2 separate regions of the Homo sapiens genome follow, and region 2 is linked to region 1. Evidence: chromatin contacts called from ENCODE Hi-C or POLR2A ChIA-PET data. All regions are on one chromosome and are shown on one strand. Each heading gives the region's core, a stretch centred on a gene start or an enhancer-like site at or near the end of the contact. The rest is flanking DNA. Distances are from core to core; before and after follow the strand shown. Region 1 holds the start of CCNE1 (cyclin E1). Region 2 has its middle 14 kb from the start of PLEKHF1.

What was found. A loop is a pair of places that touch in the nucleus more often than their neighbours do. ChIA-PET counts read pairs that join two places held with the same protein, here RNA polymerase II (POLR2A). Pooled maps may share reads with other maps.
Region 2: a loop to region 1 is called in a pooled map, with 4 times the contacts of the local background. The contact joins the enhancer-like site here to the promoter of CCNE1 in region 1. A Hi-C loop is called at or near these places in 2 of 37 single-sample maps with no recorded cell type and 7 of 50 pooled maps. POLR2A ChIA-PET finds 5 or more read pairs at or near these places in 4 of 52 experiments (H1, MCF 10A, activated B cell and 1 more).

Annotation. Positions count from the first base shown.
Region 1 is chr19:29,809,353-29,815,152 of GRCh38, forward strand. CCNE1 (cyclin E1) reads left to right here and starts at 2,639. Exons shown (of 12, transcript NM_001238.4): 1 at 2,639-2,800; 2 at 3,180-3,226; 3 at 3,337-3,424; 4 at 3,617-3,685. The coding sequence starts at 3,204. RefSeq lists a silencer at 2,093-2,722.
Region 2 is chr19:29,677,020-29,682,819 of GRCh38, forward strand. No RefSeq gene overlaps it. Among named protein-coding and RNA genes, the nearest start is that of PLEKHF1, 14 kb to the left of the region's middle. Within about 2 kb of position 3,637, at least 18 of the 41 ENCODE cell types and tissues checked have a DNase peak (open chromatin) inside an H3K27ac peak, as active enhancers do.

The DNA.
Region 1 (5,800 bases), core at 1,389-3,888:
GAGGTGGCGCATGCCTATAATCCCAGCCGCTCGGGAGACTGAGGTAGGAGAATCACTTGAACCCAGGAGGCAGAGGTTACAGTGAGCTGAGATCGCGTCATTGCACTCTAGTCTGGACGACACTCTGTCTAAAAAATAAATAATAATTATTATTATTATTTAATTTTTATTGAGTAAAAGATACATTCAGTAAAGTGCACAAATCCTAGGTGTGAACTTTTATGTATGTATCAATCAATGAGCTTTTATGTATGTATACAGTCATGAAACCACCACTCAGATCAAAGCATACATGTCTAGCCCCTAGAAGTTTCCCCTGGTCTCCTCCCGGTCATTACTCCTCACCCTAGGGGTAAATACTGTTACGGTGACTGCTGTCTTTTCTTAAACTTCAAATAAATGGAAACTTCAAATAAGTGTGTCTGGCTTCTTGGGCTCAACATGTTGTCTCTGAAATTCTCATGTTGCTGCATGATTCCTTGGTTTGTCCTTTTTATTGCTGTGTGGTATTCCATTGAATTAATATAACAACATTTATGTATCCATTCTATTCTTGATGAACATGTCAGCTAGGATGTGGAGGATTTGGGCTCTATCTTTGCTGGTGGGTGTATACATTGCTGTAATGACTAAGGAAAACTGTCTTGTCTACCATCATTATAATAACTCATTTAGTGAGCATTTACTGTGTGCCAGGTACTGTACAGGAGTCAGCTACATTATCTCAATCTTCACAATGATCCTTGGGAGTAGATAGTTGCCATCTGTGAAACAGGATAATTGTGGCATCAACATGAATAGGATTATTGTGAAGTTTAATTGAGATGATACTTTGAAGGACTTAGCCCAGTGCTGCCATTTTGGAAACACTGTTTATGATACCTGTTACTGGTGATTCCTAACGGGCACAGGATGGGGGGTTCAGGTGCCTGGGTCCCTGCTGAGCAAGTAGCCCAGCAGCCTTGGCCTCAGAGCACCTGGGGGAATCATGAATTTGTGAGCCTCTTTGATAAGACCCTGGCTCTAACTTCAAGAAAACGGTCACTAGGGGAGGGTGAGGGACAGGACTGAGACTTTAGCTTAAGAAGGGCCCTGGGAGCATTCCAGAGCCTTCTTTTACGCACATCTTCCTGAAGCTGAGTACAGAGGGTACTCTGAGGTGATGACTGTTCCTTACCTGTCTCTCTCATTAGCCGGTAAGCCCTGCAAGGGCTTGGCCAGTGCCTGTCTTTCAAATGTTCATTCAGAAACAATTTAAGTGTCTCCCTTGGTCCAGGCACTATGCCAAGAACTGACAGATACAGCAGTGAGCAAGATGGGCAAGGTGGGGAGAGAGACAAGAAACAGAGAGGCACCAAGACTGTGTAGGGGCTGGGCTCCCAGCACTTTGGGAGGCCAAGGCGGGAGGATCGCTTGAGCTCATGGGTTTGAGACCAGCCTGAGCAACATAGCAAGACCCTATCCCTACCTGCCACCCCCCACCCCCCGCCACAATAAAAAATACAAGTCTTGAGGGAGAAAGGACAGAGGAGCTGTGGAGAGGAGGCCTGAGGTCTGAGGGTGGGGGATCAGGGTCAGGTCCTGTGGAGCCTGTAGCCTAGGACACGGAGTGTGGATTTGACCCTTATGCGAAACAACTGGAAGGCTTTTTGTTTCTTTTTCTGTAGAAATGGGGGTCTCACTGTTACCCAGGCTGGTCTCGAACACCCCAAGGGATCAGCCGTCTCGGCCTCCCACAATGCTGGGATTAAAGGCGTGAGCCACCGCGCCCGGCCTCAACTGGAAGGCTTTAAGTGAGAGATGGGGTGCAAGGGAATCCCAGAGTCAGAAAGGTCTTCAGAGAGCCAGGAAGGGCTTGCGGGGGAGGGGCGCATATGGAAGGGGCGCATGGAAGGAACTCACAGATTCCTTGAATGAATGAATGAACGACCCAATGCACTGACGGATGAATGGACAGGCGGCCAGGAATAGCAGCCGGCCCCCAGGGAGCCCCAGACCCCGCGGCCTGAAGCCTTGGTTCTAGGCCAAGGCACAGGCGCGGTGACCTTGGGGATGTCCCCGCCCAGGACTCAGGGCCCGGAACTCGGCGTCTCGGGGGCGGGGAGGGCGTGCCTGGCGGGACAGCGCGCGCGGAGGAACGGCGGGCGGTGCTCCTCGGGTAGGCCCCCCACACATCCCCTTGGCTCAGCCCTGCCGGGGCCCGAACCCGCGCCGCCCGCCGTGTTTACATTCCACCCGCGCCAGCCACGCGGCTTTTTGCCGCTCCAGCGCCGCTCGGCCCCGCCCCCGGCGCCCGCGGCCCGCCCCTCGCCGCCGCGCGCCAGACTTCTCCCGCGTCCCGCCCGCCGCCCCGCCCCGCGTCCCGCGCCCCGCGCCCCGCGCCCGGCCCTCGGCGCGCAGGCCCTGTCACTTGGCCCCGCCCTGTCCGCCGGCCCCGCCCCTGATTCCCCGTCCCTGCGCCTCGCGGGCCGGCGCCGTGGAGGGGCGGGTCCGGGGGCGGGGCGAGGGACGGGGCGGGACGGGCTCTGGGTCCCGCGCGGCCGCTGAGGGGCTGGGAGCCGCGGCGGGGCGGTGCGAGGGCGGGCCGGGGCCGGTTCCGCGCGCAGGGATTTTAAATGTCCCGCTCTGAGCCGGGCGCAGGAGCAGCCGGCGCGGCCGCCAGCGCGGTGTAGGGGGCAGGCGCGGATCCCGCCACCGCCGCGCGCTCGGCCCGCCGACTCCCGGCGCCGCCGCCGCCACTGCCGTCGCCGCCGCCGCCTGCCGGGACTGGAGCGCGCCGTCCGCCGCGGACAAGACCCTGGTGAGTCTACTGCCGCGGGCTGCGGACAGGGACTCCTGGGGCCCAGACCGCGCCGGGGAGCTGGGTGGGGGCGGGGTGCGGCCGGGTCGCGGGTCCCCGGGCGGCGTCGCGGGGCGCCCGGGAGGGTGCTGAGAGCGCGGCGGGGTGGGGTGGAGGGGACACTGAGGCAGCCCGGGCCCCGGGAGGCGACGGGCCGGTGAGGGCGGCGGGGGCGGCGGGACCCCGGGTCGGGGGTCGGCGGGTGCCCGGGTCGCGGGTGACAGGCCACCCCGCCATCGGCCATCTTCCTGGCTCGCCCGGCCGCCCGCGCGCAAAGGGGGAAGGGGTACTGGGCCCGCGGCCTGACCCCGCCGCCGCCTCACCCCGCGCCGCCCCGCAGGCCTCAGGCCGGAGCAGCCCCATCATGCCGAGGGAGCGCAGGGAGCGGTGAGTGCCCGCGCCGCGGGGCCGGACGGGACGGGACGGGACGGGACGGGTGGCGTGGGGGAGGGGCGGCCGCGGGTGCTCACCCGGCCCGGTGCCACCCGGGTCCACAGGGATGCGAAGGAGCGGGACACCATGAAGGAGGACGGCGGCGCGGAGTTCTCGGCTCGCTCCAGGAAGAGGAAGGCAAACGTGACCGTTGTGAGTACAAAAGAGACAGGTTGGGGAGCATCCCCCCCATCTCACCTGGGTACCCGACTTGGCTCTGCCTACGGGGGCGGGGGTCCCTTGGGCAGGAACGGAGCTCATAACCTGATCAGCTTTCTCTTCTTCTCTCTGTTTTTGTCTTGTTTGGTGTGTTTCCTTGGGGTCATGGGGGTGGCTTCATGTTAGTTTTTGCAGGATCCAGATGAAGAAATGGCCAAAATCGACAGGACGGCGAGGGACCAGTGTGGGAGCCAGGTAGGTCCGCCCGGGGTTGGGCCTCTGTGGAGGTCCTTCTCCCCCTGGGTCACATGGGGTTTCATGCTGTCTTGTCTCTTGCTGGAGACACTCTGGTGAGAGTGAACTTCTCTAATGCAGCCACAGCCCATATGGCCCAGCACTGTACCTGTCAGTGGGCACTGGCCTCTGCCAGTCCTGGGATTCCAGGAAGCTTGGTGTTCCTGACTGGCACCGTCTGAGATTACAGATATGTGCCTAGCCTGGAAGAACCAGAATGGACATCACAGTATTCAGTCCTCCCCTTCTGCCCAGGAGGAAACTGAGACTCAGTTAGAGGAAGAAAGTAACCCAGAGTCCTGTGCCATCCAGGGGCAAAGTTGGGCTCTCGGCCTTGTCTGTAAAAGCTGGTGAACTGGGGGAGGGTTCCTGGGTGTTTATAAGCAACAACTTTCCCCCTATCTACACCTATTTTTCTTGTCATGGTGTTTAAGGACCTCCTCCGTCTTCTGTAGGTCAGATTTCAAATTCTTCTCCTCTTTCTGGCCCTGGAAGTTCTTATAGCCCCTCCAGCAATTACCTGCATTGATCCCCAGCTCAGCCTGACCTCAGCAAGAGTATCAGTGGAACATTCAGTGTAATGATAGGTGGTGTCTCAATACATTTTTTTTTGACTGCTTTTCTTTTCTCTCCTTAAGGAGTTCCTGCCAAATTTCCTGCATGCAGTGTGATAATCATTATAATATCAGAAGTTTCTTGCAGAAAAAGCTTGTACTATCTCTTTACTTTCAGAAATGGCTGGAGACTGTAGTTATGGCTCCAGTGGGGGAAGCAGCCTATCTCTAAACTAGCTGGTCAGGCCTTCTGACTCTATCACAGATAAACGCTGAACAGAAACAGTGTTCGACCTGAGTGCAGGGATCCCAGCTAGGTTAGCAGAGAAGCCCCTCACTTTGCAGAGCAGCAGCCAGGGTAGTTCATCTGGAAGCGTGAAGGGTTTCAACGCAGTGCGCCGTGTTCTAAATAGCAGTTGTCACTGCATGTAAGGTCCCCCGAAATAAGCATTTCTGAGGAGGGTCCACTGACTATTGAAGAAAGGGTTGCTGATTTCCTTTTTCATTCAAAGAAATCATTTCAGAGACGGAAATGAGACGGCATATCCCCAGTTTTTTTTTTCTTCCCTTAAAGTACATTCAAATCAAGCAAGTTGATTTTTTAGGTATTATAAAATGAATTCTGACTTTGTGAAATTCAGGACTGTTTATTTTCCCAGCTGTGTTTTGAATAGAAAAGAAACTTCCAGCTGAAGATGAAGCAGGGCCGTCCCTGTTGCATTCTTGGAGTTTTAGAAGCATGTCTGTTCTCAAGGATAGCCTGAGCAGTGACGAGGGTGCCTCCTGGGACGGATTGTGGCTCTGTCCCCTGGCCACAGTGTGGATAGCTGTGCTGCCGGAATAGCCATACCATTTCCCACTAGAAGGCATTTTCGTGGTTATCCAGAGATTAATGGCGACAGATTTCTATACGTTTTGTAGAGTAGATAGCTTAAACATTAGCTGTCTATGTATGGAGCAGTATCTTTGTTATTTCTTTGTGGAGCTTCATGAAACTAGAACTTGGGGGTACAACAGAACCTTTTTCCCTGCTCACATACAGAATTTTTCTCTGGAGTTATCATAATTCCCCCCAGTACGACAGTCTTGAGCTACTTGGAGCCATTGTGCCAAACTCTTGTGTAACTGCTTCATCGAGACCACATGGAAGCTTTTTAATTTTCATCTTAGGCTGTTCTTAATGAAAAGAATACCCTTTTATCTAAGATCTACTTAACACGTCCATTTTGTTGTTTAATTTTTTTGCACAAGACTCAATCTTTCTATTGAAGTGGAATCCTGGACTGTTACTTTTCAGAAAATAATCCTATGTAAGGAAAAAAGTGGTATGAGGAGTTGGAGTGGTTAGGAATCCCGTGGGTCTCTTATTGTTATCTCATTCTTTCCTAAATAAAGTCAGACAGATCTTGCTTTGAAACTTGGTGTACACTCAAGGACATAGACTTAATTATTCTACCTCATCCACTGGTCCCTAAAAAGGCCAACTTTGGAAACCATTTGTCTGCTGATGGTTCACCTAGTT
Region 2 (5,800 bases), core at 2,387-4,886, 130 kb before region 1:
CGGCCACCACCAGCCTCCTCTACAGCTTCCTGCCAAGGGGGTCCATGCACAGGACCCCAGGCTGACTGAGTGCAGTGTCGTCCTCTCCAGGTCATGGCAGGCAGCGCCCTGGGGTCTGGCTGAGTAGGTGATTCTCATCCCTTAGCCCAGGACTCAGGTCTGTGTCCCTCTCCCCTGCAGGGCTGGAACAGAACTGCTGCTGCCCCAAGTCCCAAGGTGTTAGGGCCTGTAAGGGCCCACGGCTTGGGGTGGCCCAGGACCTTCGCAGAGCCTTCACACCTGCGGTCTTGCTCCCGCACCAGCTGGGCCATGCCAGCTGCTGGGGACACCGCTGGGAGTGAGACAAACAAGGCCCGCACAGCATGGTGGGGGAGACACAGGTGCAGAAGCCAGGGTGGAGGGTGCTATGATGGGGACGGGCTGAGAATGAGTGAGCCACGCCTGCCTGGTGGGGAGAGGACATTCCAGCAGAGGGAACAGTCAGTACAAAGGCAGGAAAGGGACCCCTGTGACCTGAGCTGCGTGGCTGGAGCTGGGCCCCCAGAGGCACGGGGCAGCCACCTCGGGTGCCCCAGAGCTGTCGGAGCCTTCTGCACGCAGCAAGGCTGATCTCGGCTTTTGAGAATTTGTCCTGACTGCTGTGCATGGGTGGCTGGTGGGAGAGGGGGTCTGGCAGCCATGGAGGCCGGCAGCTGTCCGCTTCCCTGGGATCCCCAAGGGCGGACCTGCGCTTCACTGAGGCCACATCTGCCTCCGATTTTGGCTCTGGCTGTGGACTGGAAGCCTTAGCTGCCCTCCTTCCCATCCTCAGCTCCTTCCAAGGGGCAGGCCCCCTCCCCTGTTCTGCTGAGAAGTTTTTTGTTTGTTTGTTTGTTTTTTTGAAACAGAGTCTTGCTCTGTCGCCCAGGCTGGAGTACAGTGGCACAATCACGGCTCACTGCAGCCTCGACCTCCTAGGCTCAAGCCATCCTCCCACCTCAGCCTCCCAAGTAGCTGGGACCACAGGCACACCCAATGGCACCCAGCTAATTTCTTATTTATTTATTTATTTATTTATTGAGACAGGATTTCCCTATGTTGCCCAGGCTGGTCTCGAACTTCTGGGCTCAAGCAATCCTCCCACTTCAGCCTCCCAAAGTGCTGGGATTATAGGTGGGAGCCACCACACACCCAGCCTATGCTGAGACATCCAACAGGCACTGAGTGTCAGCTTCCAGGCTGACAGCCGAGGGGGCGCCAGGAAGCAGAATGACCCCCAGGACTGCATGGTGTTTGGGGCCAGTGTGAGTTTGAATGAATCGGGGTCCCTGGCCACTGAGGCACAGAGGGGAGTATGCTGGGAGAGAGCAGAGCCACCCAAAATGGAAGATGTGGGCCTGGCCAGTGGGCCCGGGAAGGGAAGGTGCTGCCCTGGAGGCCCTGTCTCCAACTCCTATCAGGTTTATTTTCCACCAGAGATGGCCTCCTGGGCCAGGCTCGGGTCGACAGGTGAAGCTAGGCCAGCTGCCCAGGCAGTCCCCGGAGAGGGCCCTGCCTCAAGGAGCAAGCACGGAAGGGGAAGGCCAGCCTGTAGAGCTTGCAGCCGTCTCTCCTGCTTCGCCACAGCACCGCTGCCAGTCCCCTTCTTGGGTGGGGAAGCTCCTTGGAGGCTCTGGAAGTTGTCTTCAGTCCCAGCCATGCAGCTGAGCTTTGCTCATTGCCTGCACTCCGCCCCCACGCCTGGGAAGGTCAGGAGGCCTCGGGCCGAGGCCTCTGCTGTTTGCAGATGCTCCCTTTCCCCAGAGCTGAGCCTGAGGTCTGGCAGGAGCACGGGGCTGCTGGGCCAGGGTCCAGCCTCACGCTCCTGCCTGGGGCTTTGCTTGCAAGGCCTGGCAAGGACACGGGAACCAACTGTCCTGCCAGCCGAGTGCTGCTGTCCACCTCTCAAATCTTCCTCCCAGCTGTGCCTGGACTCCATGTCCCTGCCAGAAGCCGGTCCTTCGCACAGGCAGCATGGGATTCCTGGGAGGCGCCTGCCTCGTCCCCTGCCTCTTCCTAGGAGGTGCAGAGGGGTGAGGAGAGGGTCCGAGAACAGGCCCATGCATTTGAGGGGCATCAGAACCCCACCACTCCACCCACAGGGGCAGGCCAGAACCGCTCCTGCAGGAATCAGCCCAGAGCAGTGCAGCTCAAGATGGCAAGTACAGTCACAGCTGTGACCCCAGGGCTCTTTGGGATTGATGACAGCCCCTTTATTTATTATTATTTTTTTTATTTTTTTGAGACAGAATCTTGCTCTTGTCGCCTAGGCTGGAGTGCAGTGGTGCGATCTTGGCTCACTGCAATCTCTGCCTCCCGGGTTCTAAGCGATTCTTCTGCCTCAGACTGCCGAGTAGCTGGGATTACAGGTGCGTGCCACTACGCCCGGCTAATTTTTGTATTTTTAGTAGAGGTGGGGTTTCACCATGTTGGCCAGGCTGGTTTCGAACTCCTGACCTCAGGTGATCCACCCAACTCAGCCTCCCAAAGTGCTGAGATGGCAGGCGTGAACCACCGCACCCAGCCAGCTCTCCCTTTAGAGCTCTGCAGGATGCAGTGTTCCCACGGGACCCAGAGGCTGCAGACACTAAGGAGACTTTCACAAAGGTCAAGTAGCCCCTACCTGTGGGCTTTGGTGGTTGGGATTTTTCCATGCCAAGTTTTCTTAAAGATGGGCCCGCCATCATGTATGCTGGTAACATTGGGGTGTTGCCTGCCAGAGGCCAGGGAGCCAGGCGGGGGGTTCACAGGTCCCCAAGAATTTTGTCCCTCCTTGATGATGATGGGGTGCAGGTGCTGATGGTGGCAGCGACTGCCACTTACTGAGGCCCACCCATGCGCTGGTTCCAAGGAGGCAGAGACAGGTCACGTGAGGCCATCCTAAGGCTAAAGGAGATATGTCATGAGCCCTGAGAGAGGGATAGACAAAGCCAGAGAAAGGAACTCCCAAAACAGCTGGGTGGGCTTCCTGGAGGAGGCGGTGTTTGGTTGAGCCTCAGAGGATGGTAGGACTTTATCAGAGGATTGTAGTCTCCACGAGGACTGGGACTCTGGGCCTTTTTGGTAACTGTCTTTTCCTGTCCTTGGCACTAAACATATGTTGAATGAATAAATGAGTCAGGTAGAAAATGGGGCTGGGGGCATCGGGGTAGAGAGGATGATAATGAAAGCAACTGAGCTTCACCCTGGAGCCTCCAGGCCAGGCTGTGGATGGGAACTGGTGTTCCTGGTGTATTTCTACAGGAGCAGGGCCAGCAGGAGGGCTCAGCCTGGCCCAGGGTTTAGGGAACAGTCCCCCTCCAAGACGCTAAATGTGAGTGGCCTTCTCAGGTGGGGACAGGAATGCCCACCCCACCCCACCCAAGTAGCGCTTTCTGGAGCTGGGTCTGACTTGATCACAGGCCGGGCTCCAGGCTTCCATGGGGCTGTCGTCCAGGCTGGCACCAGAGGGTTTCCGCTGGCCTGGCCACTTCCCTGCCCAGCCTGTTCTTTGAACAAGGCCAGAAAGAGGCCTAGGAGAAGGCAAAGCCGCTCCTGGGCTCAGCCCCTGGGATGGGGCCTGGAGGTGACTCGAAGGCTGACCCAGTTCCCAGCCAGGATCCGCTGCCACCCGGGCCACACGCGCAAACCAAGGCAACCACTTCCGCTGGGGCCGTCTCTGAGGAGATGTGCAGGAAGTGAACTTCCTGGGGCTGAGGGCAGGGGAGAGGCCGCCTCCTAACACCTCATGCCCGCAGGCCCAGGGCTGCCCCTCAGCCCTTGCTGGCTGGGAGAAGGAGGGTCCTCTGCCTCTGTCTGCATCTAGGCTCTTCACCTGGGAGGCGCCCACACCGTCCATGCCCGTGCTCTGCCTCTGCCCTCAGCAGACTTGATGGAACCGGTGCCCAGGAGCAAAACCTCAGGCAACGCAGGGGCCCAGAGTGGGCAGAGGGAGGGGTCTGCCTCGACGGCCCAGCAGATCTGGGCTCCGGCCTGTCCTGGGCTGCTTGCTGACCCCATACCCACCATTTCCCCAGTCTGCCTGTGAACTTTGGCCCGGCCCTTCCTGTGAACCTGGCACAGAAGCCACCTCCTCTCTGAAGCCTTCCTGGCTTGCCCCAGGTAGTGTGGATCACCCATCTGTGCCCCCAGAGGCCCGGTGGCCCCTGCTCCAGCTCTCCCACCTCCACTCTCTACAAGGAGCCTCAGGCAGCCTGTGCCCCCCAAACCTGGCCTTGGCATCTGAGCTCCTTGAAAGCACAGGTGTTTCTCATTTGTTTTTGGCCTCCATGGCCCCCAACCCATGGTCCTGCACCGCTGGGCATCGCACAGGTGCTTCCCTTGCAAGGAGGAATTGTCAACTTCCCTAGCTCCTGGAGGACACTGGGAAGATGTCACAGGGATCTCAAAGCCCATGTGTCCCAAAATGACAGCATTGGCTTTGCCCAACCCGCTTGTCCTGCCTCTGCCAACACCTACACCTGGGCAACCCAGCCAAACCCTAAGGTGTCTCTCGACCCTTTCTTGCTCCTTCCACCTCCTCCCCTACGCCTTCCAGGGCCCCAGGCCCAGAATGGAGGCATCTGTGGTGCATTCAGGCACCTGAAGGAGTAGCCCTGCAGGAGTAGCTCAGGCGAGGCCACAGAGGCAGGTGTGGGCCAGTGTAGAAGGGAGGACAGGGAGTGACCCCAGGGAGACTCCAGCCTCCTCTCCATCATCCCCTTTGGCGTCAGGGCTGGAAACTGGGCCCAGAGGGTGGGCGCACCCTGCACTTGTGTGTCAGGGTCGGGCCAGGAGCAGAGCTGCGGCCAGCTGTGTGGCCTCTGGCCTCCCAAGCCCCCTCTCCTGCTGGCTTCCATCACCACCACCAAGTCCAGCTCCGAATGGAATGTTCCAATGCTCAGAGCAGAGCAGCAGGCAGGGAAGGAATGGGGATGTGGGCAGGCAGAGCCAGACATTTCTGGGCAACAACAAGGGGAAATTTCAATCCTTGGAGCATCAGCTCAGGGTTCCTGCCAGACATTCTGACCCTGAAACACAGGCTTTCTGGAGAAGAGGGCCTGCCCACTGTGGTCCCAGGCTGGGAGGCAGAGAGCCTAGGGCCTGGGGCTGGTCATCTGGGCTGCCCAGAAGTGCCCGAGGCAGTCCCTGTCTCCCGCAGCAGCACAGCTACGCCCATCATGCTTCCTCTAGCTGCCCACGGCAGCACCTGGGCTATGGGGACCTGGGCTCCGGGATTCTGGAGCAGCACACTGGGACACTTCGTACAGTTTGCAAATTACTAATACCCTTAAAATACCAAAATGCCTTTGGATTTCAGCAGCCACCAGACCTCCTGGGGGCCCCCACCATGAAGCAGAGGCCTTTGAACCTCGCCTGCCCCAGCCATAACCACTTGCTGGCACAACCCAATCCCTGAGGGTTTCTTTCCCCCACGCCAGAGCTGGAGTTGGTACAGAGAGAGCAAGAGTCAAAGCACAACTGCTCAGCAAGTTTTGGGGGTCGGGGGCGGGAGGGGGGACTGGGCTTCTAACAAGACCGTTTCGTGGGGGCCGGGGGTGCTGGTCATACACCCCGTGGCAGGCCACAGGCTCCCCAAGCCCCCTCTATTCTGCGTTCATGCTGTTTCTGCACCTTGAAACCCGGCACATTCATAGCTCCATGCCCACGTGTGGCTGGGAGTGAGCTCCCAGGGTGGCAGCTGCCAGTGGCACAGCACTTCTCCACCCGGAACCTCCTCTTCCTCACCTTCTGCTGCACAGCCTGATACGGCTGACCCCACCCATATCCTGGCTCTAGAAAT